Linked DNA regions of Homo sapiens: region 2 is linked to region 1. Evidence: read pairs that join two places in POLR2A ChIA-PET (ENCODE). Cell type or tissue: PC-9. All regions are shown on one strand. Links, peaks and the distances in the headings refer to the core of each region. The heading gives the core; the rest is flanking DNA.

Evidence for each region. Peaks named below come from ENCODE experiments on the same cell type or tissue, not always from the same donor. Only the 100,000 strongest peaks of a DNase experiment are listed, where the experiment ranks them.
Region 2: POLR2A ChIA-PET joins it to region 1 with 6 read pairs; 2 of 35 experiments call an interaction of 5 or more read pairs at or near these places.

Annotation. Positions count from the first base shown.
Region 1 is chr6:21,739,081-21,755,024 of GRCh38, forward strand. The region is part of intron 2 of CASC15 (cancer susceptibility 15); the gene reads left to right. LOC124901274 (a long non-coding RNA gene) reads left to right here and starts at 15,620. Exons shown (of 2, transcript XR_007059492.1): 1 at 15,620-15,736; 2 at 15,848-15,944. RefSeq lists enhancers at 1-646, 1,571-2,493, 2,494-3,417. In PC-9, for the core only: no CTCF peak of the experiment used is centred there; a DNase peak (open chromatin) is centred at 9,761.
Region 2 is chr6:21,448,645-21,464,588 of GRCh38, forward strand. No RefSeq gene overlaps it. Among named protein-coding and RNA genes, the nearest start is that of LINC00581, 55 kb to the right of the region's middle. In PC-9, for the core only: no CTCF peak of the experiment used is centred there; no DNase peak of the experiment used is centred there.

The DNA of each region.
Region 1 (15,944 bases), core at 8,099-12,098:
GTCTGACAAGCAGTTTTAATAAAAAAAAAAAAAACTTTACATTTTTATATACCTAGTAGCATTGTTAATCCTGTTTGTTTCTCAATTCAGTAACAAACAGGATAAATAACAAATATTTATCAAATACCTTCTATGTGCTAGGTTAAATTTTAGGAAAGCTTAAAATCACCTTCTCCAAGGTGATTTTCCCAGCTCATTTCCAAAAAAACACTTGCCACAGAGACTTCAGAGTCTTTGAGTGAAAACTTTGTCATTAATTGATTAATTTTATTCATTCAATAGAGATTTATTCTGGACACTTACAAAGTACCAGGCATGATGTTAGGCACTGGCACTGGGAGTTTGGTGCTGAACACTGCAGGCCCTATCCTTGTCTTCGTGGAGTTTCCATGCTAGGGGGATATTGACAAATAATAATAGCATTGCAGTGTAGCATGATAAATCATTTGAACGAGTAAATATAAGGTGCTTTGGGAGAGTGAGCAGGGGTTGCCTAACCCAGACTTAGAGGAAAGGCTTCTGGGAGAATGTCATATGTAAGCAGAGACTTGATGAAGAGCAAGAGTGGGTCAAAGGATGGAAAAGGGGGAGGATGGGTTAGGATTGGGGTGGGAGGCATCACAGGCATTCACAAGGTCATGTGCCAGAGCCCACTGTGTGCGTGTGGTGGTCCAGGGTGGGAGGTGTTGGGAGGGAATAAAAGCAATTTAGCTTGGCTATAGTGTGGAGTGTGAGGTGGAAGTAGAGAAATGGGGCTGGAGCATTGCACAGATCCTGAACATACTTTGAGCTCCGTAAAGGTGTTTGGAATTTATCCTAATGCCAATAGGAGACTGACTTTCCTAGAACGATCTCTGTAGCTGGTGTGTGAAGGATGGATGGGGTGAGGCAAACTGGAAGACAGGTAGACCAGTTAGGAAGTTTCCACAGTAATCCGGTGGGGAGATAATAGTAGCCCTAATTAGGGGAGTGGCTGTAGGAATGCGGAAAGTGGCTGGAGTCCAGAGCTCTTTAGGAGGTGGATTTCAGATTGGACTTGGTGACTGAATGGAGGTGGGGGTCTTGGGGAACTGGTAAGAAGGGGACGCTGTTCCTTGTGCAAACACAATGCTTGTCTCTGGGGGTGGGTATTATTTTCAGTGTAATTAAAAAAAATATTAAAACTGATCTAAGAAACCTTTAAATTGTCTGCTAGCTCAGCCAGGATACAGATGCTTTGGAGGGAGGAAAGAAATACGTTCAGAAGGGTGAATGCACTCCAATTTTGATTTTTCTCTCTCTCCTTTCAAATTTCAAGGCTGGTTGCATATGCCTCATTAGCTCACGGGAGACTGTGATCCTATAATCTTTTTTCATATTCAGAAAACTAGAGATGTTAAACTTCCTTGGAGAAGGTGATTTTTGCAGCCTTTGAATAAAAGCACTTCCAGTTCTACCTTTAGTTGAAAATCAATGGTGTCTAATGTGTATGAGAAGTCACCCCAGTCTCTTGTGTCCAGGCCACCAGCACTTATATGTTATGCCTATCACTTTGAGTCAAATAATCTCTAGTGGTCCCCAACTGCTAAAAATCCCCATTCTCTTGGATCTTCAATTTTTTTCTTTTAAGTTGAGAAAAAAAATCTCTCCTAGAAATGTACATTTGATTTCTTGCTGAATTAATAAGTTTTTCTCCTTCTTAATGTGTCCTCCAGGTCATTAACGGAAAAATGTAGTCTATGATGCAGCAGAGCTCTGCCCTTTTTATTTTAATACATTTTAAATATATCACAATTGTCTGCACTCTGATAAAAGAATGTAGAGCTGGAATTTTAATTTGATTATCATCCCCAATCTTCCCAGGCTTTCGCAGGCAAGTACTTTGTTTGAACAGCTGTACTCCGGTAAATCTCAGTAACAAATGAATCAGGAATGATTTTGTGTAGCAAGTCACATGAAGGGAACTTCCTTAGAAAGACAGGTCATTAAGAGAATGAAGAAAGAAAAACTAGCAAACATTTGAGAAATTTAGCAACTGTTTTTTTTTAAATAAAGCAATTTGTTCTAATAATTATTTCCTAATCATCTTAAAATACGCTGTCATTAACGGCAGAGAAAGCTCTTTATTTCCTTTTGAATTTTAATACTGGGTAGAAATATAATTTACAATGAAAGTCAGCAGGAAAGGAAAAATACTAAAAACGAGGAGGCATAAAAAATGGAAATAGATCCCTGTAGTCAATTTTCTATCATCTATAATTTTCTATCATCTATATGTGTGTTACCCATATGCTGGGGTGGAGTGGGGAGGGGAGAGGGAGGCGCTGTGAAATACATCTGCCTCCGATCACAAAAAGATCAAATTAACATGTGAAAAGATATTCCAAGGAGCTGTGGGAGAGAAAGGCTTTTGGCTTTCACCATCTTACCTACTGGATGGGTTTGAAAGCATAAAATAAAGCTAAACTAAATTCAGGGAAACATTGATTCACCCAAGTGAATAAACAACTTACTGCATTTGCTAATCTAATTAATCAAACTCTGCTTCTCCTTTTCCAAAGGAGATTCACAGGCAGTAAAATAAATTAAATCAACATTTTTTTTTTCCCACTTACTAAAAATAAGCTTTCTTTCCCTGGGTAAATCGGTCATTTAAATTCCCAAGGCTGCACTCCCGTAGTCCTCTGGCAGGAAGCAATTGTATGGGTATAAAATCATTTCTGTGCAGATTGCAGAGCTTGGGCTCTGAGCATCATGTCTGAGTTCTGCCACCTAAACTGATGAATAAGATCAGTTTTAACTGAAGTTATCTTTAGAAACAAATGGCCTATGGATGATGTTGATTAGCAGATAAAAAAGCCTGTTACATGGATGTTTTATGAAACTTAAAACTATATTGATGGCAGGAAACAATGATTTTGGAGGAAATCCTGGAAAATTAAGGATATTTAAAGTTTGAAAACAATTGTAATTGTGAAAGTTTAGACACGGAAGTCATAAAAAAATTTCAGTTCAGTAGTTTGCAGATCTGTTACTTAATCTTTTTAGTTAACTTTAGATCAGTAGAATAAGATTTAGTTTTAGACTGTATGTATATACATACGGCAATTTTATACATACATACATTTACGTAAATACAATATACAAGGAAAAGTGAAGGACAGAGTAAACGGAGAAGAAAATGAATTAAAAGATTATAAAGTGTTGAATGACAGGCTTTATGTAAGTAAGGCAAAAATGTAACACAGGAATATCCTAGATAACAAGTTAAGTATGAGCTAAGACTGTATCGCTAGGTTTTTCATTTTTTAAAGGCGTTATACCAGGATGTGGATTTAGGAGGCCTGCAGTTTAGAATTGAGAAAGAGCTCACTGTTTATATTAAGTTCTACTCACACTTACTGCATTTCCTTGTCTTTGTCATGAATGGGCACCCTTCCAAGGAAGAACCTAAATGGAAAAGTGCTTCCAGCTGAGTTCTTAATGCTACCACCTTCGTCATCTGTCTGGTGCCCTCACCTTGAGGATCAAAGGATCCCCAAGGATTGCCTTTCCCCGCATTTCCTTCTCGGATGGACTTATTTCCGTTCTTTTTAGTTTTGTTCACCCTAGGATATTATGCTCAAAACTAATTTACATGCTCAGCTAATCTTAATTAAAATGTAAAGGCAGATCAGGGCACGATCAAATTAAGTTCTGAATATACTTGGATAGTTGGGCATCAGTTTAATGGATTAAACAGTTCTTGGAATTGCTTCTCTTTCTTGACAGTAAGTCTTAGTTTTGCTGTCATTTCTTAATAGTCCCTTTTACTTCTACTTTCAAGCTGTGACTGAACATTCTCTTTTAACTTACAGACTCTTTTGCTATCTGGAAACCCATGTCCACCTCTGACTTCCACTCAAAATTGCTTTCCTCACAGTCTGACTGCGAGAGTTGTGAAAAATTGGGATGTGCTTCTGAGGTGGGCTGTGGAATGCCATGTAAGTTGCTACTTTTTTTTTTCTGAATGCAGTGGGTATTCATGCGCAGTAGGGATGTTGGCATATCTCTGATGTTTCCTTCTAAGGCTGGTGAATCTGGGTTGTTGCTGTTGGGGTTTGTAATGTAGTCCATGTCTATTAGTGAAGACACAGAGGGCAAAATAAGCAGTTTCTTTCTTCTTTCTTTCTTTCTTTTTTTTTTTTTTTTGAGATGGAGTTTCACTCTTGTTGCCCACCCAGGCTAGAGTGCAATGGTGCAATCTCGGCTCACCGAGATCTCCTCAGCCTCCCACGTTCAAGCGATTCTCCTGCCTCCTGCCTCAGCCTCCCGAGTAGCTGGAATTACAGGCGCACAGCACCACACCCGGCTGATTTTTGTATTTTTAGTAGAGACGAGGTTTCACCATGTTGGCCAGGCTGGTCTCAAACTCCTGACCGCAGGTGATCCGCTGCCTGCCTCAGCTTCCCAAAGTGGTGGAATTACAGGCGTGAGCCACTGAGCCCGGCCAAATATATATATTTATTATTTTTATTTTTTGAGACGGAGTCTCACTCTGTAGCCCAGGCTGAAGTGCAGTGGCGCGATCTCCTTTCACTGCAACCTCCGCCTCCCAAGTTCAAGCAATTCACCTGCCTCAGCCTCTGGAGTAGCTGGGATTACAGGCGTGTGCCACCACGCCAGGCTAATTTTTTGTATTTTTAGTAGAGATGGGGTTTTACCCTGTTAGCTGGGATGGTCACGATCACCTGACCTCGTGATCCGCCCGCCTCTGTCTCCCAAAGTGCTGGGATTACAGGCATGAGCCACTGTGCCTGGCCAGGGGCCAAATATTTTTATAATAAATCCACCATCTCTATACTGTTCTGTGGTGAAATATGCTGAAGATTAAATGAAACCTTTCAAACTTGGTTATCATGGATTTGGCTGCATAGTTGGCCAAACTAGATTGGTTCCTTTTTTTTTTTGAGACAGAGCCTCGCCCTGTCGCCCAGGATGGAGTGCAGTGACACGATCACGGCTCACTGCAACCTCCACCTCCCGGGTTCAAGCGATTCTTCTGCCTCAGCCTCCCGAGTAGCTGGAACCACAGGCGCGGGCCACCACACCCAGCTACTTTTTGTAGTTTTTAGTAGAGATGGGGTTTCACCATGTTGGCCAGGCTGATCTTGAACTCCTCGTGATCCACCCGCCCCGGCCTCCCTCCTGGCATTATAGGCGTGAGCCACCGCGCCCAGCAACTAGATTGGTTTCTAAGCATTCACTTTGTGATTTGTTTCATTATCTTTAACATTCAAATTGGGGAATGACTTAACTAGATGCAGGCAAAGACAATATCTTGCTTACTATCTTTAAGGTACTGCCACCTAGATACTAGAGATACAAAGATGAGTAAGACAAAGTATGTGTTGTTCTGAAAATGGTGGTTTATCTGTTACCATTTATAATGCTGCAGTATACTTGTTTATGTCTTCTAGATTGTGAGTTTGTTTGAGGTCAAAACCATGGCAGCCAAAAATTCCACATAGAAATTTCCACTAAATAGTTTAGAACTGAAAAGATAAACCATCCCAAAGTACTTTGCATTTGGTCAAATTTTTTAATTTTTTTAATTTTTTTTTGAGACAAGGCCTCACCCTGTCACCCAGGCTGGACTGCAGTGGCACGGTCATGGCTCATTGCAACCTCTGCCTCCTGGGCTCAAGCGATCCTCCAGCCTCAGCCTCTGAGTAGCTAACACCACAGACGTGTATCACCATGCCTGGCTAATTTTTTAGTTTTTATTTTTTGTAGAGACAGGGTCTCTCTATGTTGCCCAGGCTGGTCTTGAACTCCCAGGATCAATGGATCCTCCTGCCTTGGCCTCCCAAAATGCTGGGATTACAGGTATGAGCCACCATGCCCAGTGACATTTCCTAATAGCTATTATTGTCATCACAATTACTCCTTACTAATAATACCTAATATATAGATCTTGCACATCTCTTGGCTTATGTGAGCCTTAAAATTCCATGAGGTATGGAGGGCAGCAGATACTTCTGTATCTTATTGATTTGGGCAACCTGCCCAGATAATGCATGTAATTTTTCTAAGATTATGGATTTAGTAAGTTTTGCTTAAGTGCTCAGACACAGGTTTCCTCAGTCCAGATCCATTGTGCTGTTTGATAAGCTTTTACGGCTGGGCTATTACTTGAATACTTGAAGAACATGGGAATGTTTCTGTGTGTATAAGAAAGGATATAAAATTAGCCAGGTGTGGTGGTGTGTGCCTGTAGTCCCAGCTACTAGGGAGGCTGAGGTGGGAGCGTTGCTTGAGCCCAGGAGGTAGAGGTTGCAATGAGCTGAGATCCCACCACTGCACTCCAGCCTGAGCAATACAGTGAGACCCTATCTCAAAAAAAAAAAAAAAAAAAGCATGTAGGGGAAACATTATCAACATTATCACTATTTTTACGTGTTTGGAACCGTACCTGGTAGTTGGGGTATTGGTCTTTCTTACTCTGAAACTTCTCAGGGTAAAATTTCAAATGTGTGTTGCTTATGTCTACTTTTATTTTGGCTTAATAGAGAAATTTTCTTTTCTGACATGCAGGCCTAGAGGTGAAACATGTGTGACCATGCCCTTGTACACCGGCCTCTGCTCACCTGTTTGCCTCATTTCATTAAGTTCTCCCCCATGCCATTCACTATGCTCAAGACCAGTGGTTCATCTTTTCCACCACAGGGCCTTTGCACTGCCTGGCCCTCTGCCTACAATACCATTCCCCTTTCCCCACCTCAACACCTCAACCTTGGCTTGGTTGAGTCTTATGCATCCCTTTGGACTTAGGCTAAAGGTTGCTTGGCCAGAGAAGACTTCCCAAAGAGAATGAATATTGTGCGACAACCTCAGTAAATGTTTGAATCAGGGTCCCTAATTGTAAGCGACAGAAACGGACTCTGGTTAAGCAGAAATGGAATTTATTGAGAGGATATTGAGAAGCTTGTGGTCGCCTTGGGAAGGCTGAAGAACTAGGCACATAGCTAAACGTTTCGGAAACAGTTTCCAAAACCATGGCAAAGAACTGGCCTAAAGAGGAAACCGTCACCACCTGTGCTGCCCCCTTGAGCCCTGAATGCTGTGGTTTCTTTCTTTCTTTCTTTTTTTTTTTTTTTTTTTTAAGTTGGAGTCTTGCTCTGTCACCTAGGCTGGAGTACAGTGGCGCTATCTCGGCTCACTGCAACCTCTGCCTCCCAGGTTCAAGTGATTCTCCTGCCTCAGCCTCCGGAGTAGTTGGGATTACAGGTGCCCACCACTACGCCCAGCTAATTTTTTGTATTTTTTTTTTTTTTTTTTTTGAGACGGAGTCTCGCTCTGTCGCCCAGGCTGGAGTGCAGTGGCATGGATCTCGGCTCACTGCAAGCTCCTCCTCCCAGGTTCACACCATTCTCCTGCCTCAGCCTCCCGAGTAGCTGGGACTACAGGTGCCTGCCACCACGCCCGGCTAATTTTTTGTATTTTTAGTAGAGATGGGGTTTCACCGTGTTAGCTAGGATGGTCTCAATCTCCTGACCTCGTGATCCGCCCGCCTCGGCCTCCCAAAGTGCTGGGATTACAGGTGTGACCACCGCGCCTGGCCAATTTTTTGTGTTTTTAGTGGAGGCAGGGTTTCACCATGTTGGCCAGGCTAGTCTTGAACTCCTGACCTCAAGTGATCTGCCCTCCTCAGCCTCCCAAAGTGCTAGCATTACGGGCATGAGGCATCGCACCCGACCGGTTGCTGTGGTTTCTAATGCTGCCAGGAAATCTGCCTGCTCTGAGAAGGCAGCCTTGCAACCATCACTGGCCCCCTAAGCTGGATACCATGATTGCCATCCTTACCTGTAATAAAACCATGTCAAATCCATACCGGTATGTCGCTTCCTCCTGCAAGTTGCCCGCATGTGAATCCAAGTTGTTCAAGGGTGAATCTGATTGGTGGTACTGAAGTCACCCTAGCTGCAAAGGAGACTGGAGAACGAAGTTTTCTGAGTTCTTTAATTGGAAAGTGGGACTTATTAGCTGAAAATTATCCAGCTACATCAAGGGTGTTCAAAAGGTGCTAACCAGGGGGAAAACATGACAAATATCTTCTACACTGAGACGCAGGGTTTTAATCCACCTATGGACCAACCATACTTACCTCACAGGGTTGTTATAAGGATTAAGGTAATTTACATGAAACTGCTTATTAATAAACTGTACAGAGAGCATAAGTATAAAATAATATTATTTCTCTAGTGTAACATATCTTTGACTGAAGCATAAAATCAAGTCCTTAATAAGTTGACAAATCTCCAGCTCACTTTATATGTTTTTAAAATGGTAAGGATATTCTTCTCCCCCAAAAGCCATTTTAAATATTCAAGATAAATTGAAAAAAGAAAAAAAGTACCTCTTCTATGAACGTGCTGCCCTCATAAATTTCTATCATCTTCACGTTTATTTTGTAATGGAAATATACAAACAATGCCAAGCATAGAAATTGTAGTTTAAAACATGTGAGTGGGTTTTCAGCTACTTTTGATTTGTTTCTGATTTTAAGGCTTTGTTCTAATCTACTTTTTATACTCTGGTTTCAACATGAATACAGCCCTCTTGTTTGAAAACAGACAATGGGCTTATTCAACCCTCAAGGCCCTCTACATTTGGTGTTTCTGCCACGGCCCTTGGTGGCTTTACCACATATATTATTATCTTGTAAAAAATGTAGACGTAACAGCTGAGTTGTTAGCAGAAGTCATAGTAGTTGTGTAAAAGGGTGTTAGTGTAAATGATTGTGGCAGTTGCATTAACGCTAATGCAGTGGGAATTATTCACGTATTCACTGAATGTAATCCTGGCCTTCCGTGGTGGTAAAGTTCCTCTATAGAAGAGGAGAGGTCGACATCAATGTAATTTCAGAGGAGAAACAGCCATGTGTAGAGCTATTTTCCTATTTGACAGAAATGTTTTCCAGTATAACATCAGAATTTTGAGTTATGCTACTTAACTTTCCTTTCTTGTAAATATTGAATTAAAATAAGATATTGCTAGAAAAAGTAAAACATGACCCAGCATTGCAATGCTGAAAATTGGATTATAATTCTCAGATTGTTAGATTTCTGCCATCTTATAATTTATTCAAGAATATAGAGAATTCTAACGTAAGTGTCTTCATGCACCTTCTTACTTAAGTGATACTTCATGTTACCCTGAACTGTCCTGAATTTCCAAAAATCTCATGTTGGGTTAAGAGGAATTTCCTTTCAAGATACTCTGTCTCCTCTTCAACATCTTCTCAACCCTTTTCTCCCCACCCACACATACTCACTCATTTACACTTAACCTAAAGAGGACACTGATTTTAGGACACTGGAAATCTGGAATCCTTACACTGTGTTTTAGTAAAGGTATGAGCCTGGAACTCCTGAAGGCCTTAAAAAATAGCACTGTAGTAAATAGAGCTTAGTTGGGGTAAACAGAGCACCCCGGAAAGTAGTATATTTTGGTGATTCAAAATTTATTTCACTTCTCTGATCTGTGTAAGTATTTATGTGATCTGTAAATACTTCCCAGCCATAAAAATTCTAATTTCATCTCTCAAGATACATAGTGGGCACTTGTGCAACTGTATTCAGGGAGCTGTCTGTTGGTTGGAGAGGGAGATGAAGTAGATTGAGGTGCAAATGGCATATTTAATGCCGAAGCTGTTGCTTTAATTGGTGATGTTGAAAGTCACTTGAAACCACCCCCCTAGTCCTCAAGGGAGTTCTCAGGTTACGTGTGGGTGTACTGTGAATGCCTTTTATTTTATTGACTCACTAAATTCTTAGATTACTCTTTACCATTTGATATTGACAGACCATAAAATTCTTATGGAACCTGCTCAGTAGTGACTTATAAAGAATTATCTTGTTAATAAACTCAGCATCATTTGGAATTCAAGTTTAATTAAAATGGAAAAGTAAATGATGATGTAAAGATTTTTCCTCATTTAAACTTGTATCCTTTTATTGCCTCTCTGTCTTTTCTCTAAATTCAAAGATAGATTTTATTTGACACCCATTTTTGCAAGGTGCATTTTTACAGAATCTGTTGTAGGACTTCTTCTCATTAGCTTTTAAATTATTATTATTTTTAAATTAGAGAAGGAGTTGTGAGATAGAGTCTGAGAGAGGTAAAAATGAAAAATCTATGTTATCCAGGGATTTTAGTTTTTGGGATGCTGTTTAAAGATAATGATTGTTTATGGACTCTTTAAAGATGTTTTCTCATAAGAGTTGCCAAGTAACAGATTAGTTATCTGAGGGTGGTTTGAAAGACCTTTTGAAATTGCCTGGGTGACAATACTACCTTATGGTACTTATAAAGCTCCTTTGAAGTTGGCCTTTTATATTAGAAAACCAGAAAATATTTTTCTTTTATTAAACAGAAAACAATACATGGTTCAGAGGTTAGTATTTTTTTTTTTTAGAAAAAATTACATTGGTTATTTTTGTGATTGACTCCAATTTTTTTTTTAAATCTTTCAGCCTTTGTGGGCTACTGGATTTTTCTAAATTAAGGTTCTTAGTATAATACGTTTGGCTGCTCTTGTAAACTATAGTTACGAGGTACATACTGTTATACCTCGAAATTTGAGGCCCTCTTCTTTTTTCTCTTCTGTTTCAGACACTGTGGTACAAAACCTGCAGCCCCCAAGCTTGGTTAAGAGAATTTTGGATTGAAATAAATATTGTAGGGCATGCGGCATTCCTGCACAACCCTTGTTATACACAGTCACACTGAAAGAACAGGTTAAATGGAAGGGGCTGTCAGGGGTCAGGGCTAGAAACTCACAGAGGCAGATATTGCAGTTTGGATAAGCAGGAGTTTATGAGAGTCCTCTTCAGTCCAAGCTTATCTGAGCTCACAAAGGAGATTTACGGTCTGTTGCTCTGCAAAAGCTATTTGGGCAGGCACTTTTCTTCCCAACTAGCTTTTAAGTGCTCCTGGGGCCCTCAAGCCTATTCACTTAGGCCTCTCAGATTATGAATACATAAACCTTAATGATTTTGGAGTCCCAAAGGAAGACATATTAACTGGTACATCATCAAAACATGATGCTGCTAATAGAATGGACAAATACATCGTAGGGCATCACAAATTCACCCGTTTTCTAGTAGTGACTATAATAATAAGTTTTTGCAACCCGTAAAGAACATTTATTCTGTTCTAGCATTGATAGGATGACTGATATTGATTATAAATTTATATTCAAATAGTGGAACCAGTTGTTTGATAGACATAACCTCTGAGACCAGCAGTAATGATTTTAGTTTTTAATGGTTTGACAAAATATACAAGGCATTTGATGAATACACAAGTTGGTTATTTCAAGCATCTTGGAGCTTCAGTCTTCCCATATTCAATAGTGATGTAGACCATGCAGTCTGTTCCCCCTTTACAGGTATAATTTGTCTTTCAAAATAAAAATTGTGATTGTGATTGTTACTAACACATTGTGTCTCTTAATATTCTTTAAATACTTCAATCTTTTCAAGCAACGTTTGGCATAACCTGAATTCCACTCAAAATCCCTCAGGAGAGAATAGAAACTGTCATATGAAATTGGTTATAATAGGATTTAACCTATAGAGTTCTGATTCTTTCTTCCCTTCAATTTTTATCAAGTATTTAATTGCCCACTGGATGATTTATTTTAGAATTGGCCTACTTTTTTTTTTTTTTTTTTTTTTGGCTTCAGTGCCTGTGGGCAAATGTAAATTTGCAGCTGAATTAGCAAACCAGGGATCTCTGTGTAACTTAATAACCACAACAGGGAATCAAGTAACTGATTTCCCTCTTTTTCTAGATTGGCCATGTGTGTAAGGTGGTAGAACTAGAATTAGGAGATAAGGGGGGGTTATGAGGAAATGATTAATTTCAAATTGTTTTATTAATACAAAAAGAATGTACATTTATTGCGGAAAATACAGAAAAGTAAAAAGAAGAAAAGAAAATCCATTATTCTTCCACTCAGAGAAGTTATGTGAATGTTTTGATATCTTTTATTTCAATCTTTTACTTTTTTGAAATATTTTATGCATAAAAAGTGTACATACATTTCTGAAATAGACAGCAATAAAAGGCTGACCCATGCGTCTGCCATCCAGCATAGAACAGTCTCAATTCTGTTTTATCTTTCAATTATTCCTCCTCACCCGTACCTCAGATACAACTTTTCCCTTTTCAATTAAAGTTAATTTCTCCAAAATAAAATGTAATTTTGATAATTTCAAACACGTTTAGTCTCTTAGCATATTTTACATAAGTCAGCATCCTGACATTTTTGTTTTCCATTTTCTTGTGTTCCTTCATGATTTCGCCATATATGTGTCCCTAACTAATAATTGCTTTATTTTGCATGTTTTAAAGCTTCAAATACATGAAACTGTACTGTGTTTCTTCTATCGCCTTTTTAAAAATTAACGTTATATGTTTTGTGATGTGCGCAACTTTATACATTTATTTTCATTGCTGTATAGTACTACTGTGTATGAATGTACCTCAGTTTATCCATTTCCTGTCAGTGTACTTGTGGGTTTTGTTTTGTAGCAGATTCTGTCAGTTCCTCACCCACGTCTTTTAGCTGTTTCGTGATGCACTCATCAACCTCCAGATGCATTATCTGCATCTGTGTCTAAGCGCTCTCCTCTCCATCCCAACTACAGAAAGCCTTGCACATCACAGAAAGCCAGGAGTGCCCCTGGGGGCAGGTCTCAACCAATGACTCTGGGGAGTTGGGGTGTAAATACCGCAGCTCCCTTGGATAATTGCAGTTCCCCTAGTTTCTCTATGAGACGATGCCCCAGTGACTCACACAGTAGTTGGTTTAATGGTACACCGTTTATTGGCTGCCTTTTCTTCCCTGTCTTACTCCCCCATACCCCTACCAGTTTTTTTTGTTTATTTTTTTCTTCTAAATAAACTTAATTTTTGTCTTAGGGTCTGCTTCTGAGAGGAGCTAAACTAAGTCAAGTAGTTTGCAGTTTGGGTCATTGCAAATAATACTGCTGTGGACATTCTTGTATCCTGGTACACAGAGCAACTGGTACACAGTTTTTCTGGGATATATTCCCAAGGAGAATAACTGGATTACAGGGCATGCATATATTCCACTTCCTGAGTTGGTGCAGGCTTGTTTTTCAAGGTGGTTGGGACAAACATTCATGAGTAATGAGTAAAATATTCCTATCATTCAACACCATTGCAAACTTACCTTTGGTATTGTGTTTAGCATAGTTTCTTTTAATTTGTATTTCTGGATACTTAATGAGATTGTACATCTTTACATATATTATTGGCCATTTCTATGCAAATGAATATTTGCATTTGTCACTTCTTCTATGGTCTGTATTTTTTTTTTTTTTTTTTGAGATGAGGTCTCACTATGTTGCCCAGGATGGTCTGTTCTTGGGCTCAAGTGATCCTCCTGCCTTAGCCTTCTTAGTAGCTGGGACCACAGGCATGTGCCATTGTGTCTGGCTGTAATTTGCTTTTTTGTAGGAGCTCTTTATAAATTCTAGGTAGTAGCATTTTATGTGTCTTTTAGACATTCTCTCCAAGTTTGTGGCTTGTCAGCTCCCTTTCTTTATGAGTCATTTTTAATGAACAAACATGAAGTCAAAGCACTTAGTTTTTTTTTTTTTGAGACGGAGTCCCTCTCTGTCACCTAGGCTGGAGTGCAATGGTGCGATCTCGGCTCACTGCAACCTCCGCCTCCTGGGTTCAAGTGATTCTCCTGCCTCAGCCTCCTGAGTAGCTGGGATTATAGGTGCCTGCCACTATGCCCAGCTAATTTTTGTATTTTTAGTAGAGATGGGGTTTCACCATGTTAGTCAGGGTGGTCTTGAACTCCTGACCTCAGGTGATCCACCCGCCTCTGCCTCCCAAAGTGTTGGGATTACAGGCGTGAGCCACCACGCCCGGCACAGCACTTAGTCTTTCACAATTAAATGTGATGCTACTTGTAAGTTTTTTAGCAGTCCTTTTAACTGTAATGTTTGGATCATTTGCATTTAATGCAATTATCCAGATGGTTGGGTTTGAAATCCATTATTTTATTATTTCCTTTCTTTTTGAGAAGTGCTGGGATTACAGGTGTGAGCCACCATGCTTAGCCTATTTTATTATTTCTTTTCTCTTTTCTTTCTCCCACACACTCCTCCTCCTCCTGTTGCATTTAATACTTCATACACAGAAGCAGAACTCCAGTACATTTACATGTTAGCAGTGTTTTGTCCTGTGGACAAGGAGAGGATTCCTTCCTATATTGGAATTGCCAGCTGTGTAGTAGATAACTGGAATAAAGTGTTTCTGATGGAATGTGTTTGGATATCACTCATGTAGGAAAAGCATAGGAGCGTGCGTTTGTAATTCTGAACACATTCAGTGGGTGGCTTTGTTTGCTAATAAGGTGGTTCTTGAAATGCCACAGAAGTGGACAAATATGTTAGAAAGTCTGAAATACTTGAACATGATACCTACCTTTGAGGACTAAGTGAGACAAGTGATGAGTCGAGGCGATATCAAGGCGATAGGGGAACATCTGTGGTAGCTCACTGGGCCTATGATCGCATTCTTCTCAGGTCAGAAGTCCCATGCGAGAGACCCAAAGCCACAGCTCGCTTCATTCCTCTGACGAAGGCAAGCTTGCTGCTCAGCTCTCCTACGTTAATCTGCCAATAAGTTCTGCAAAACTCACTTGGTTTTTTAAAAAACTAATTGAACTCACACGAAAGCTTTATCAGTCAACCCTTAAGTCTTGCTGCCTTAAACAGATCAGTGTAAAAGGAGTTTTTGTAATGTTTATAGAATGAGGTTGTGTGAGGTCACTGAAATGGTGTTTGTTTTTCTTGCAGCTATTTCAGTGGCAGTTATACAAAGCTTGATATGCTTTGTTTGGGAATGTGTGATACTGTAAGCATGCCATTTTTGGTCTGTGCTAACTGAAGCAACATTTTACCCTGTGTGTAGATAGTGTGGTGTATAATCATTCCTGTGATTTTAATAACAGAATTATAATATGTGAGACCTCAAATGGGTGTTAGACATCATCCAACTTCCTCACCACAGAAAAATATATAGGCAGGAAGAAATTTTAAAAACTCGTTTCATCATGCCAGCTAGGAAATTTTGGTAGATTATGTAAAATAGAGATTCACCCACAAAATGTAATAGTAAAGTTTCAAGAATGAGAATGGCAGACGAAGTTTTAGGAGAATGTCTGTTGCTCAAGTGAGGCATTCAGTAGAAAGTAGTGGAAAATTGGTTGGGGGTCATACATCTAAGCTTAGGAGCATTATATGCAATCTTACAATATTCTCAAGGCCAAATCTCATGCATATCTTTATGCAGCCCCTGTCAGAGACTGCGTTTAAGAAAGAAGATACTTTAAAAAAATGGTTAAAATGGTTTTTTTTTTTTTTTTTTGGAGACAGAATCTCGAAGTCTTGGAGTCTCACTCTGTTGCCCAGGCTGGAGTACAGTGGCGTAATCTTGGATCACTGCAACCTCTGCCTCCCGGGTTCAAGTGATTCTTCTACCTCAGCCTCCTAAGTAGCTGGGATTACAGGTGTGTTCCACTACGTCTAGCTAATTCTTGTATTTTTAGTATTGACAGGGTTTCACTATGTTTGTCAGGCTAGTCGTGAACTCCTGACCTTGTGATCCGCCAGGCCTCCCAAAGTGCTGGGATTACAGACATGAGCCACCACACCCGGCCAAAATGGTAAATTTTTATGTTATGTATATTTTGCTACAATTAAACAAAAGCAAATGCAAATAAAGACAAAGGAGGCTGTGGATTTTCACCATTTTTTTTCTTGTTTTTTGTGTAAAGGGGAAGGCAGTTACCAACCCCTGTGGACAGGAATCGCTTTTGAAGGTAGGGCTGAGGTGATCATCAACCAAGTTGTAAAGATCAAAACTGACCAGCC
Region 2 (15,944 bases), core at 4,131-8,130, 290 kb before region 1:
AAAATAAAAATAACAAGGCAGACACACTTTAAGAAGCAGCATTTTAATTTTTCCAGTTGAATATATTTCTTCCCCTTCCTCCCTACATTCCATCTCTCCCTCCCTACCTTCCCTCCCACCCTCCATCCCTACCCCTTCCTTCCCTCCCTTCCTCTCTCCCTCCCTCCTTGCTTTTTTTCTCCTTCTTTCCCCCTACCTCTTACCTCTCTTGGGAGAGTTAGCAATGAGTCTGCCAACTTGTAAAGAAATGAGTTGCCTCAGAACCATCAAACATTATAGCTGATAACTGAGAGATGAACAAGGAATTTTATACAGCTAAAAAAGAATTCCATTGAGGGCAAGACAATATTAGAGCAGGAATCCTGAAGTGGTCATGGGAATTATGTTCAGGTGACCTCAAACTCGCAGAAAGCATCTTGCAAAGAAAAAGTGAAGTTGGTGGCAGCCTTTTGTGTGGAGAGAAAAAGAAAAGGACATTAACCTACTGTAGAAAATCACTCATTCTGGCCAGATGCAGTGGCTCACACCTATAATCCCAGCACTCTGGGAGGCCAAGACGGGTGGATCACGAGGTCAGGAGTTTGAGACCAGCCTGACCAACGTGGTAAAACCCCGTCTCTACTAAAAATACAAAAAATAGCTAGGGGTGGTGGTGTACACCTGTAATCCCAGCTACTCAGGAGGCTGAGGCAGGAGAATCGCTTGAACCCGGGAGGCAGAGGTTGCAGTGAGCCGAGATTGTGCCATTGCACTCCAGCCTGGGTGGCGGAGCAAGACTCCATCTCAAGAAAAAAAAATCACTAATTCCCTAGCTGGCCACCAGGCAGAGTTTTAGGGGACAGGACAACTCAGGAATGATGTTTGGGAATTCCACACCCCGCATATATACAGGATGGGGTGAGAGTTTGATGAGGATCTTGGTGGGTGAGAACTAAAGCTATATTTCCCCTCCCTCAGAAAGGTATGTGAGTATCAGAGCCAGCATGATTCCCTTATTCCTGCTTAGAAGGCTTGGTGACTGAGGTGCAGAGCAATCGAAGGTGGTCTAGATTCCCTCATACAAATACAGCTTATTACTTAGGATCTCAAAAGCAGTATCCAAACTAAAAGAGTGAAACCGCTATAATCTCTGGAATGAACACATATATTTTGTTCAGATTACATTTACTGGCTATTATATGCAATGCATTGTGCTGGGTGCAGAGGCAAATGAAAACTAAGGCTTGTCTTTCTCTTAAGGAAGTGTTTCTACAAAGTGTCTCCTGGTTCTTGGCTTGCAAAATAAATGTGTAGAGCTGTGCTCCATGAATATGAAGGCAGGAGGGAAATCAATAAGGAGGTCAATGCTAAGCCCAAAGGAAATGATCTTCCTATAGGTAAACACCATGTTTGTAATATGCACAGAATCAAGCACAAGCTGGTACTTTGCTTCTTAACAAATGGCAGGTAACCTTTAAAAAAAAAAAAGACAAGTAATGGAGGCAGAATAATACAAAATTAACCATCACAGGGACCACTTTAAAGGAAACTTCCTCCCCAAGCGCCTTGATTTGTGTATTCCACAGCTGCTTTTTCATTGCCCAAAAGGTAATTAAGAGGTGATAATGATATGTATCCTCTCTTATCAAAGTCATTAACACATTATTATTGCTGTGAGGTGGCTAGCTATTGCTTTGTGGCGGTGATGCTGCTTTGGGCGAAAAGTCTTTATTAGTCTACCAGGGATTTCTGCTGTGATGAAGACATTGCAGTTTGGGGATGAATTAGCAGGTTACATTCCCGTGACCCTTGAGTGTCTTATTTCCCTTGCAGGTTTCTGAGAACCCCCAGGGCCATTCTGACTCTCAATTTGACCTACAACTTTCCTCCTTTCCAAACCATTCTCTGTGAATTAGGGATGGACCAGTTTCTTCCGACCCATCAAGTTGCATATCTATTGTGCCTGAAGCTGTGGCACAAACTCCATGTATCTGTGGTGGCTTCTCTGTTTGAATTTATTTATTTTTAAGGGATGGGGTCTTGCTCTGTTTCCCAGGCTGGAGTGTAGTGGTGCAATCATAGCTCATTGCAGCCTTGAATTCCTGGCCTTCCTCCCACCTCAGCCTCCCAAGTAGCTAGGACCACAGGCAGGCACATGCCCAGCTAATTTTTTTATTTTTTATTTTAGAGACAGCCTCTCACTATGTTGCCCAAGCTGGTCTCAAACTCCTGAACTCAAGCGACCCTCCTGCCTTGGCCTCCCAAAGCCCTGGGATTATAGATATGAACCACCAGGCCCGGCCCTGTTTGTATGTAGACTCAGATAAAGGCACTACAAATTCTCCTGCCACCAGTTAGTTTCCCTGCTTTGGTTAACAAGTGCTACCGTGTACAAATATTCACTCAGACTGTGATAAACATTTTGTAATTAATCTCTTCAACATCTCGGGAAAACATGGGAGTATCTACTCAGGAAACTTCTTCACACTTTAAATATTTCTACAAATTGGAGAGAAGAAGAGGCAAATGCATACAGATTGGTTCTGAAATCTAGGCTTTGTTATATTAGGAAATGATCTGTATGGTTTTTTTTTCAGATTTGTGTTTAAATTGCATGATCCTTGAGGGCAGAAATGTATCTAATTTGTTAATCATAAGCCTCTTTACTAATCTGTTATGGCAGCTTAATGTTTTTAAATAAGTACAAATTTATCCAAATAAGTGTACACATTTTTAAAAGTCAAATCTTACTAAAGCGCTTTAAGAAATAAAGGAAACCAAAACCAAAACACAGCAATTCTCCTGGCCCACCCTCTTTACCACCAGTCCTTCTCCCTGGAGGCAGCTACTTTAAATTAATTTTAGCTGTTTCCTCTGGTATTTACCTCCATATTTCTGGGTAACATATATGTCCTCCTAGACCATTATTTAGTGACTATTACAGTTGGTGAGGATTTACGTCTCCACAACACTGTTCCCTCTTGTTCCCCTTTTTGGTTAAATCAATATTCAGGGTCAATATTATTATAACTATGTAAATAATGTTCTCTACTGAGCTTACACGACACTATAATTACCTTTCCTTTCTTGTACAGCTTTTTGTTTTTCTTGGAGTTAATGATCACCTTGTTTTTTTCACCAGCTTGTCTTTGTATATAACTATCCCTAAGTCCTGCCACAACTTCCAACAGTTTCCCAAAATGTTCCACATAGTAATACGTAACAGATAATCTACCAGTATCTCAAGGCCTCCTTCCTGGGGCCCTTTTCTTTCTTTTTCCAACTTTTATTGGTTGTTCTTTTGGGCCCCTATACTACTGTCATCCCAAGACCTCCCTCTGCCATCATCCTGGCAATTCTCTTCACCTCTCTTGTGTTGCAGTCTCTCCTTCCTGGTTTCCATGTTTTCTTCTTTCTTGCTTTATTCTCTCATTTTGGTGACACACCCTTCCTGAGAAAGGGTGCATGTGAGGTAAATTTACTGAGAACTTTCCTGCCTGAAAATATCTTTATTCTACCCTTGCATTTGTTTGGCAGTTTGGCTAAGAATTGAATTCTAGGTTAAAAATAATTCTCATTCTGAATTTAAAGGCATTAAACTATTATCTTCTAGCTTTCAATGTTTCTGTTTACAAGTCCAACAGCACTCTGATTCTCTGTCATTTTTATGTAAACATTGTCCTTTCCCTGGAGTGCTGAAATTTCAAAATGATGTGTCTTGGTTGGGTCTTTTTTTACTTATTTTGTTGGGCACTCAAATGATCATTTTAATCTAAAGATTCAGATTTTTGATAATGGCCCCAGTTACTGCTTTCTGTACCTTGGGTGTTGGTCTTGAAGCCTGTTTTGGAGAAAATAAACCACCTGTCTTGGAGGTGGGAGGTGATGATGATGGATGCACCTAAGGAGATAACTGTATTGACTTTCAATCCACCCTTGACTGCACGCCTTCACCTTCTGCAGGCCCCATGCCTCCAGTTCCTGAACCTTCCCAGAGTTCTGAAGAAAGACTGGCTTGTTTTTTATTAAGTTGCCTCTGTAGGCTCACAGAATCCAGCCTTTTCTGTTCTGCTTAAACCATCACTTCTTCAATAGCTTTCTATCCAGCAGGTATCTGTTGATATTCTTGTCCACCGTTGTCTTTTCTGCCATTCCATTTGTTCCTGTGGATTTAAACTTTTGTATTCTTTTACTGACACTTAAGTGGGTTTCTAAGGAGTGGAAATAAACACGTGAATGTGTGTGTGTGTGTGTGTTTTCAATGTCCTGCATCTAAGTGGCTATAAATTTTGTAATTTGATTGATAATTACTTCTGAGTTTTAGCTTATTTCTTAAGGAATATTGATCCTTAACACACTGATAAATAAACTCAGTGTGGGAATTTATAGGCCATGTTTTCATAGCATTTATTTCAGTGTTGGTAACTCAAAAACTGGGTTTTCCTTTTTAAGTTAAACCAATAATATGTGAAAATTAGATGTGCTAACCAGGGCCAGGGTTGGTCTTATTCAGTTTTGTGTTGACCATTCTTCTAGGACTTTGTGCAGACCTTTGCAAATAAACTTTAAAACAAAACAAAAACCCCGAAACCCACAATGGGTTAATAGAGTTAAAGTTTTCTTCTTTTCCTCGATAAACATTTTAATGATCACTTACGAAGTACAATGAACTGCTATATGAGCTGAATATATCATGGTGAACGGAACAGAGTTCCTAGTGTGGAGGGCTTCCCTAGTGAGGGAGACTAACAAGAAAACAGGTGAGGTAGCTGGGCACAGAGGCTCATGCCTGTAATCCCAGCACTATGGGAGGCCAAGGCGGGTGGAGTGCTGGAGCCCAGGCGTTCGAGACCAGCCTGGGCAACATGGCGAAACCCCACATCTACAAAAAATACAAATATTAGCTGGGCACGGTGGCTTGCACCTGTAATCCTAGCTACTCAGGAGGCTAAGGTGGGAGGATTGCTTGAGCCTGGGAGGTTGACCCTGCAGTGAGCCCTGATCGTGCCTCTGCACTCCAGCCTCGGTGACAGAATGAGACCTTGTCTCAAAAAAATAAAAATAAAAAAGGAAAACAGGTAAGGACCATGAGACGTAATTAGTTTTAGTGTAGAAATATGCACCTAAAACAATGGAAGCACCATTCCCCTTTAGGGGAATAAAAATGCCTGCATCATTTTTTTTGATGCTCTTCATGTAGGAAGCGATGGAATCCAAGGCTCTGGGATATGGGTCCATGTAGCTGTATCTTAGCAGGTCCTATACCTTACAGAAGACATCATTAGAGAGGGCAGGAAGCACAAAACACACATCTTCTCCTCAGGAGACTTCCCAGTGTTTGCCCTTCAGAGTATATGCAGTGTTGGCTGGGCATGGTGGCTCACGCCTGTAATCCCAGCACTTTGGGGGTCCGAGACGGGCGGATCAAGAGGTCAGGAGATCGAGACCATCCTGGCTAACATGGCGAAACCCCATCTCTACTAAAAAAAAAAAATACAAAAAATTGGCCGGGCATGATGGCAGGTGCCTGTAGTCCCAGCTACTCGGGAGACTGAGGCAAGAGAATCGCTTGAACCCAGGACGCAGAGGTTGCAGTGAGCTGAGATTGTGCCACTGCACTCCAGCCTGGGCGACAGAGTGAGACACCATCTCAAAAACAAAAACAAAAACAGAGTATATGCAGTGTCATAGGTGGGTTCCAAAGTCGTCTTCAGTGCTGAGAAGAGTCCTGAGTAAGCCTTGGAAGTGGTGTTATTATTAAAGCAATCACATTGTTATTATTTGTAAACCTGTCTGTGTAATCTTTGAGGGCATATTGAAGGCCATATTCATTTCAGGGAGGCCTCAAGGTGCAGTACAAAGAGCATGGTCTTTGAGGCCAGGGCAGCTGGGTTTGCATTCCACATATTAGCTGTGAAACTTTGATCAGGTTACTTGATTTGGGGACATCTCAATGTTCTATTATGTCAGACTAAAGAGTAATACCTAACTCACAGACTCATTGTATTAAACGAGCAAAAATAGATAAAGGGCCCCAGGGCAGTTCTTGATGGGACATAGGTGCAAAATAAATGGTAGATAATTATTTTTTCTTCCTTCGATGGCCAGACCTTGAACCTCTCAAGTGCAGAGACCACATGCTATTTTTCTGTGTAACCCCACACTTAGTGCAATGCTGGGTATAAAGTTGGCACTTCATGCATATTTATTGAATGAATGAAGGAATGAATGAATGAATAAAGGAATGTTTGAATTCTAAGGGTTGAGATAGTTTCCTGCTATATGAATCACTGTTTGCTACTTTCTTCCTTTAGACTGCACTTCCTTAATTATTTGCTGGTACTAATAAACCACCATTCTTTTCTAAGCTCCTGGATTACTAGTGCTGCAAATAGAGCTAAAAAAACACTAACACTTTATTTAAAACACTCAAATAACACTTCAGATCCAGCCATGCTTAGGTACACTGTAGTAAGAATACAAAAAAGGTGCCTCTGAAGGGAAAGAGGCATTATGTCTAAAGCATCAGGTTGTCGCCATTCTGAGTTTAAAACCCATTTGGCAATCATTTCCCTTGGCAGCCCCACAGGCGATAAGAGAGGATTTGGCTGTGAGGCCCTGCAAGGAAAATAAAAAGACAAGAGGAGACAGTGAGTTGAGGAGTTCATGTGTTTTTTCATGTGTTTGCAAGCTTCCGCCCACAGAGCTGGAGTGCAGTAATTTCCGGTTGCATCTTCCATTCACTAATACATTTGCGAATGCAGGAGCAATGTTTGTTTAAACCACCCTTCATCGTTATCTGTCTTAAGCAATGATGCTACATCAGTGCTATTTAAAAAATATATATCTATATCCTAGCCTCAATGCTGTTCTTACGGCAGCAATCTGAACAGTATCTGCCTCTGCACCCTGTGGGGTCAAAGTCACGCTGGCAGCCAGCACCTCTGACCATCAGAGAATGCCCCAGCTACCATCATTGGCATCACACAATTTAGAATTTAGCACTAAATTTTAATACCGTTCTTTCGGTCGGGTTTGTCCTCCCAACTATGTTGGAAGTCCTTCGTGTGCTGAGGCCAAGCCTCCCTCTTCCCTTGCTTATTCCCGACTGTACTTGGCACAGACCTTGCTCCAAAGGAACCCACAACCAATGACCTCTTCTCTGTTGGTGTTTCCTGAGCTCTCTGCAATACACCTTTTAAACATCTTTTTTTCATTAAACTCTTTTCCGAGGACTTCTTTGAGTTTATGCTTTTAAGATTCTCCTCTACCTTCTTCAATATGACTGCTAATCATGTCTTTCTGTTCTCTTTTTTCCCCCTTGGGGTATCTCATCTACTCTGAGGGCTCCAGTTATTACTTCTATGCTAATGATGACCAATCTGCACACTCATTCTATCTCTTAGGAAATTCAAAGTTGATATAACTAAAATGTAAACTTAGCTTTTTCACATAAATCAGTGTTCCTGTCTTTTGGAATTGATCTTATTCTACCTTGCATTTACTTAGTTATTTTAGCATGTTTCTCTTGACTTTAACTCTAAACTTATCTCTGTCTTTAATTATATATGGATAACTAAACTTATATATGTTAAAAATTATATGTATATATTTTAATATATTATAAATATATTAATATATTAAAATACAGTATATATATTAAAAATATATATACTATATAGTATATGTATTAAATATATATACTATATTATATATATCATATATATACAATATAGTATATATATTTAAAATATACATTAAAAATATATACTATATAGTATATATTAAAAATATATATACTATATATACTATATATACTATATACTATATATACTATATATATATGAATATTAATATTATATATTAAAATATATATACTCTATATTATATATAAAATATATGAAAATATATAATATATTAACTTATATATAACATATATCTTATATATCACATAATATATAACCTTTATATATATTAACTTTTATCATATATGTTTAATATATATTAACATATATGTTAAATTTATATTTTTATATAATATATTAATATATTCTATATTAAATAACATATAAGTTAAACTTATATATATGTTTATATATATTAAATGTGTATATATAAACATATATATATGTATGTTTAATTATCCCTGTAACCCTTTTATCACTTGGCCCATGTAGATGCCTAATGAATGTTTGATGATTTATCTTGATTCACTGTTCCCGACTTTAAATAAGGTTAGCTCTGAAGCAGTGCTTTGAGCTGAAGATCCTTCCAATCCCATAGGAAAAAAAAAAAACCAGGTACAGTGTGTATTTTCCAAAGAAGATTACAGGGCTTCAGACAAAAGAGATTTAAAATAAAAATTTTAAGTACATAAACACGCAGCATTTTAAAGTTGTTTTTATAAGGGAAGTCATCACACCATTATAATACCACATCAGCTTACTTGGGGCATCTAAATTAGCTCAAGGCTGGATTTTGAAGCATCTAGTGCTGAAATTAGAAAAATATTCGAGAATACAAATCCTCATTATTTCCAAGAGATTGAGGTGGTGATTGGTAAAACACAAGGATAGAAAAAGAGGCTGTCGGCTGGGCAGGGTGGCTCACGCCTGTAATCCCAGCACTTTGGGAGGCCGAGGCGGGCGGATCACCTGAGGTCGGGAGTTTGAGACCAGACTGACCAACATGGCGAAACCCTCTCTACTAAAAATACAAAATTAGCCAGGCGTGGTTGCGCATGCCTGTAATCCCAGCTACTCCGGAGGCTGAGGCAGGAGAATCGCTTGAACCCGGAAGGCGGAGGTTGCGGTGAGCCAAGATCGCACCATTGCACTCCAGCCTGGTCAACAAGAGCCAAACTCCGTCTCGAAGAAAAAAAAAAAAAGAAAGAAAGAAAGAAAAGAAGAAGAGGTTGTCCTTTAAAACCAAGAGTTTTACAGACTCACATTATCATAAACATATTGTGGGCAAGATGGTGGAACACGTCACTGTTGCAGGACTTTTCCTTAGTTCAGCTAAAGATGCGGTTCTCTGTCCCACGGCCACGAAAATTCAGGCTCCCAGACAATGTGATTGGTGAGTAAGACAGGGCTCTATTGATGAAAAAGGAAGAAAAGGGGAAACAGGGACTCTCCCTAGACCAGAATCCCCGCTAGAGCGCTTTGCGTCCAGCTGTTGGAATCTCAGGTTCCGCACAGGAAGAGGAGAGCCCAGGCTCCTCCCTGGTGCAAAGGGCACGAATTTCCTGAGGCTCCACCCTAGTGGGCAAGCCAGCTAGAGTTTCTCCAGGGATCTCCTCCCACCTGGCTGTCTCATCACCTCCACTAGGTGCTGGTAATGCCCAGCCTACATTAGACCGAGGAAGCCCACTGAGTTTGCCAGGCCGAAGGCAGGGTTGACTTCTGACATCATTTACTACTGCACCTCCCCAGGAAATCTCTCCTCTTGCCTGCGATCGTTTACTGTGGTGCTTCAGATTCACCCGTGTTGTGTATGCCCGTGCACGCCACCCATGCAAAGACTTGCAAGTGAGGGAAGCAGAATCCACCACTTCGACTCAAAGGAGTCTCTCTGGAGCCTCGGCTCTGGTCTCTGTTTACACTGAACCTTAAAACGCTAAATGTGGTGCCTTTGCTCCACTAGACACCTGGGAAGGGGGCTGTGACAATTGCAGTCCAATTCATATCATGGCAAGAGTATTTTAAAACGGTGGTTTACAGTGTTTAAGAAAGCCTATTAGTCAGCTGGGATTTCTGCTGCAGGTCGTCAGAGAGTAGAGTTAAGAAGAGCTAGCTGCATGTCTGCGTTTTGGGTTTTGAAATACTTTGGTTTCTTGAGCCACACTATCGCAGACTTCACTGCATTTTCAAACAACACAGGTAATAAATGACTTCTCCAAGAGTCATTGAAAAGCTTGCCTGGATCTCCCTCTCCTTGTTTTCCATGTAGTAATCTGTTGCCCTCAATCGAAAGCCTTCTGGAGACTGTTTTTTCATCTAGCTCACTAGAGAAGAGCAGCTTTTTCATGAGTAATTGGGTGGTTGGAGTGCTTGTAACTTTTCTTCCAAAAATCTTGGCACCCGGAGTCAATTTACAAATGTATACATTTGACTCGGTTACCTTGGCTTGCACTGTGTATGATGGTGGCCTTTGGTTGAATTATCAGGCCTATGGCCGGGAGCGGTGGCTCACACCTGTAATCCCAGCACTTTGGGAGGCCGAGACAGGCAGATTGCTTGAGGCCAGGAGTTTGAGACCAACCTGGCCAACCTGGTGAAACCCTGTCTCTACTAAAAATACGAAAATTAGCAGGGCGTGGTGGCGGGCACCTATAATCCCAGCTACTCGGGAGGCTGAGGCAGGAGAATCACTTGAACCCAGGAGGCAGGGATTGCAGTGAGCAGAGATTGCACCACTGCACTCCAGCCTGGGTGACAGAATAAGACTGTCTAAAAAAAAAAGAATTCTCAGGCCTATACACAAATATTTGCATGCCTCAAGTCTTTTTATTAAACTGGACTTTCATACCTGCAAAGTCTCCAGTTAGATCCTATAGTACTTTGTTTTAGTTGGAGAAATTAGAACCAATGAAACTTTACATGCGACCTTGAGATAGAAGTATGTTAATGAGAGGATCCGAGTCGTCCATTAGGCAGTATTTCTGAAAGCAGGCCTACCTGACAGCAATAATGCCAGATGGCTAAGTAAAAAGGCTGATGGACTTATAGATTTTTTTGAGTTGAGTTAGCACAGGGTGCAGTTCTCTGCTTCTTTGAGACTCATGCTGTCTGTAACCAGACATAATTAAAAGATTAAAGAGACATTTAGAAACGTGAAGCTGTTCACTTTTTAATCAGGGAGATTGATTTTCCAATCCTGATGCAAAGGTGGAATTTTAAATAATTTATAGGGTAGAAATCAGTGGCTTCTCACAACTTGGCTAAAAGAATAAAAACTAGAGGAAAAAAAGGAACTTTTTTTAAAATTTATTTTTCTTTTCCCTTAGTGCCTTACGGAAAGGAGCATAAAGAGGAGTGAGCCGTGATTCGGCTGTTATGTATAAGATGTTTTCCAGCCTCTGTATCTCTTCTGGAAGAATGAAGATTAGCTCAGTTCCCTCCCATCCTCCTTCCTTTTCTCCCTCTGGCTGGAGGTCTGGACATATTCTCTTCACTACTCAGCAACATTTCTCTTTTATCCTACAGATACCAGTCAGGTCCCAATCAGCTTAAAACCAGAGTCTCCTGAACAGAGATCGTGACTACAGCACAGCGATGCTTCCATTAGCCAAGAGGGTGCATTCCACAGGCACATGTTATCAGAACCTTCATAATCAGAGTCAGAAGTAATATAGGACAGTGAAAGGAGAGTTCTGTGATGCTAGATCAGGGCACTTCTGGTACTAAAAGAAAAGAAGTCTTCCATTGTTAAAGTAAGGTCCAGTAGATATTTGTGAGAAAATATAAAATATTTATTTTACATGTGTATATGTATGTCTAGGTGTTCTAGTCCTAAGGGGAAGAATTGATTAATAGATCAATTGAGTGATCGACAATCAGAAGCCAGAAGAAAGCCTGCAGAGAGAGGATTGTCAGCTAAGGCTATTCTTTTAAGAGTAGTGTGGGTTTGGGTTGAGAAAGGATTGAAAACGTTTCTTCCATTCCCAGCTCAGGTTTCCAGTGATTCAGCCAACTTGGCGGATTGTCCCTAAGTCAGGGAGTGCCTGGGTAAGGACGGCTGACTATGCTGGGTCCTTTCCGAGCATGCACCTCTTATCACACCTCTCTCCTTTTCCAAATGAGTTTTCAAGACTAAAGCAGACTTACCTTCAGACAAAGCAACAGGCTTTTAGGACATGGTCTACCCTCACCCAAGATCTCTCTGTAGCTTTTTGAGTCTAGAGTGGCTTTGCCCAAGTGGAGAGAGGAATAGAGAAACCCTTTGATTCCACAAGTCCCTTATGCGGTTATTGTTGAGTGTGGAGAGTTGTCACTAAAAGTGCATCAATCGACCAGTCATGGCAGCTCACGCCTGTAATCCTAGCACTCTGGGAGGGCAAGGTGGGTGGATCACTTAAAGTGAGAAGCTTGACACTAGCCTGGCCAATGTGGTGAAACCCCATCTCTACTAAAAAAAAAAAAAAAAAAATTAGCAGGGCTTGGTGGTGGGTGCCTGTAATCCCAGCTACTCGGGAGGCTGAGGCAGGAGAATCGCTTGAACCCAGGAGGCGGAGGTTGTGGTGAGCCGAGGTCGTGCCACTGCACCCCAGCCTGGGAGACTCTATCTCAAAAAAAAAAAAAAAAAAAAAAGTGCATCAGTCAGTCAACTGAAGGAACTGGTAACCAATGGCAGGTCCTTCTTTACCAGCTGTTAGTCACCTGCTCTTGCTCGTGGGGAAGGAGGGAGTGTGATGGAGAAGAAAATGTGAAGGCTCAAGAACCCACATTGTAGTGGAGGTAAGGTCAGAGGGGATTACCACTCAGCAGAGGGAAGAGAAATATGGAAGTTGCCCGGCTAGAAGAGGGCCTCACATGGCATCTGTCTGCTGTGAATTTGGCTGGGATAGTGAGAAGCTGGGAACTAAGACATTTTTGCTCCTCATCAAGACCCATCAATTGAACAATTTATTTATAGGAGATTTTCTCACAAAGAACTCACTGATTAGGAGTGTCACTTGAACAGGGGCCCGGAGCCTCTTCCTTTGAATTGGCTAAGATTCCTAGCTGCTCCTTCTGGCTACTGAGGTGGTAGGGAATAGATCAAACAAGGGGCCCGAAAACCAACTCTCCAAATAGCAGACTGTGGGGCTGGACATCGTGACGGATTTTTGAAGACAAATAACAAACAGAGGCTACATTTCATGTTCATGGTTTATATGCGTGCATTTGTGGTCCAGTGCAAAGCATAAGAGAAAATTATTACATCACAATTCTATCATCTCTGCAAGCCTGGCGACTTGCCTATAATCCTAAAGCAGGGTTTCCTAACTGCGGCACAGTTGACTTTGGGGATGGACAATTGGGAAGAGGCTGTCCTGAGCATTATAGGATGTTTAGCATCATCTCTGACCTCTACACATTCGATGCCAGTGGAACTTCTTCCCTACCCCCACACTTGTGACAACCAAAAAATGTCTTCAGATATTGCCAATAACCTCTGGGAGAGTGGGGTGAAATTGCCTACAGTTGAAAATCACTGTCTTAAAGGAACCTATAATTTGTATTGAGTTAGCAGGCTGATTACAAATCAGGTTGAATCTGTACTTATTTATTAAGCTTTCATATAAATAAATAATAAGACCACATTAGGCATGTGCATGTGGGTTTGAGCCATACTGGAATCATTCTCTCATAATTGTTATGCACTCTGGTTGCACCAGTGTTGCAAAACAGCCTTTAATAGGACTGTCAGCACACAAAGCCTTGTGTTACCACCTTTATTTCAACTCTCTTCCTCTTTTTCTCTTTCTGTATTGCCCCCTTCCCACCCTCTTGGCCACCAAACTGACTTAAATATGGTGCCCCTTTGAAGATTGTTCTCCAGAAGACAATCCTGAATGTAAAGAAATGATTCATTAATGGTAGAGTTTCAGGCAGCAGGGCTCAGGGAGTCTGGGAGAGATTTCTGTATAGAGACTTTTCCACTGTCCTTAAATCATACCAGGGAGAGGCCACCAAATCTTTCTATCTGTGTGGTTGGCTCTGTCAGAGCAGATCCTGTTGTTCATGCCCATTAACAACTGGGAATAACAGTGAGAGCTGTTGTTGATTTTGCTGGGAAACAGGTCTGGATCTGAAGAGAAGGATCTTGTCTTATAGGAAGTTGAAGCATTTTGCCCCAGGAAAGGAATAAAAGCAATCAATGGTTCTTACAGAGCTTTCTGCTCAAGTAATTTTGGTCAACTTAAGTGTGTCAGTAAATTGAACAAAATGTTACCATCATAGATTATGAAATGCAGAGTCTAATTTTAATAAGGTTACCAGTAAATGTAGGAGTTCTCAGTCAACAATGAGGAGTCTGGGTGAGTGAGAGCCAAGGAAAAGTTAGTAAGACAAACAAACCAACAATAACCTGTAGGGCAACCATAAAGAACTATTTACTTGAAAACTTTATGAGAAGAGGCAGCAAAATTTCTTATTTGCATTAACGTAGTGTTGCAAATATATGTTTGATAATTAACTACATGTTAAAGGGGACGCATGTCCTAAGGAGCTACTAGTACTTCCACCAGCTAGAGGAGGGAATGGGCATTTAGGACCACTGGTCCCTAGTTTTATCCCAACATCAAGTTCTATAAAACAATCAGTCCTTTGGGAGGCCGAGGCAGGTGGATCACAAGGTCAGGAGATTGAGACCATCCTGGCTAACATGGTGAAACCCCATCTCTATTAAAAATACAAAAAACTAGCCGGGCATGGTGGCACACACCTGTAGTCCCAGCTACTCCGCAGGCTGAGGCAGGAGAATTGCTTGAACCCAGGAGGCGGAGGTTGTAGTGAACTGAGATTGTGCCGCTGCACTCCAGCCTGGGCGACAGAGCAAGACTCCGTCTCAAAAAAAAAAAAAAAAAAAAATCAGTCCTTTCAGTAGCAAAAGTTGGTCTATCCCTTACTGTTTTGCTGGTTGAAAAGAGTGAGAAAGAAAGGATCTTGTTGGTTAAAAATTCTTATGCCATTTATGCTGAAAAGATTCTTCAGTTGTCTTACTAAAATTACAAGTGCCCCTTGAAAATAATAAAACAAAAGGAAACAGGATGGGATAAACTCATAGGCACTCCCTTCTGTGCTTCTAGCTTTCTCGAGCTAGGATATTGTTATTAAGTCCCCAGTTTCCCTGGAATCTACAGGGCAGATGAGGCCATGTAACAAGCAAGCTGTGATCGATAACTGTTCCCCTCTGCCTTCTAAATCAGCTCCTATCTATCTTTGGAGGCTTGCTGTCTTTCCTGTCTGTACATATGCGTTGACTTTCTTGAACCATTTTGAGACGTCTGGTAAAAACTGGATCTGGCATATAAATATGTGCTGAGCTTCCAAGCTCTGTTATGACTTCTTCCCTCCCCACAAAAATGATCTGCTTAGCCTAAGACTTGGGGCTGTCTAGTTTTTAGTTGACTTTCAAACATGGTAACTCACACCTAGGTAATCTCATTCTGTTTTATGGCTTAAATACCATCTGTTTCTGATGCCTCACAGATTTATTTCTCCAGTCCAGACTTCTACCTGAACTCCTGCTTCTCACCCCTGGGATGTCTCCTAGGCATCTCAGACCTAACACATTCCAAACCTGAATTTCTGATTCCCATCCAGCAAACCTGTTTTTCCTTCAGTATTCCTCATCTTAGCAAATGGCAAGTCCAAAACCCTTGGTATCATCATCCCATCTCTCATTACCCACATCCAATCCATCAGCAAAGCTGTTGGTTCCACTTTCAAAGAACATCTATCCACAATCTAGCCATCTCTTACTGTTTCCATGTCTATACTGGTCCAAAGCACTCTTGTCTCTGAAATGCAACAGCATCTTTTTTTTTTTTTTTTTTTTTGAGACAGAGTCTTGCTCTGTCACCCAGGCTGAAGTGCAGTGGCGTGATCTCGGCTCACTGTAAGCTCCACCTCCCGGGTTCACGCCATTCTCCTGCCTCAGCCTCCTGAGTAGCTGGTACTACAGGCACCCCCCACCATACCCGGTTAATTTTTTTGTATTTTTAGTAGAGACAGGGTTTCACCGTGTTAGCCAGCATGGTCTCGATCTCCTGACCTTGTGATCCGCCCGCCTTGGCGTCCCAAAGTGCTGGGATTACAGGCTTGAGCCACTGCACCCAGCTTGCAACAGCATCTTAACTCACTTTCCTGCCTCCTTATCTGTGCCCCTACAGTCAGTTTTCTCAGCACAGAGGATAGAGGGGTCCTTTCAAAATCACTGCCCTGGGCTGGGCGCTGTGGCTCACACCTGTAATCCCA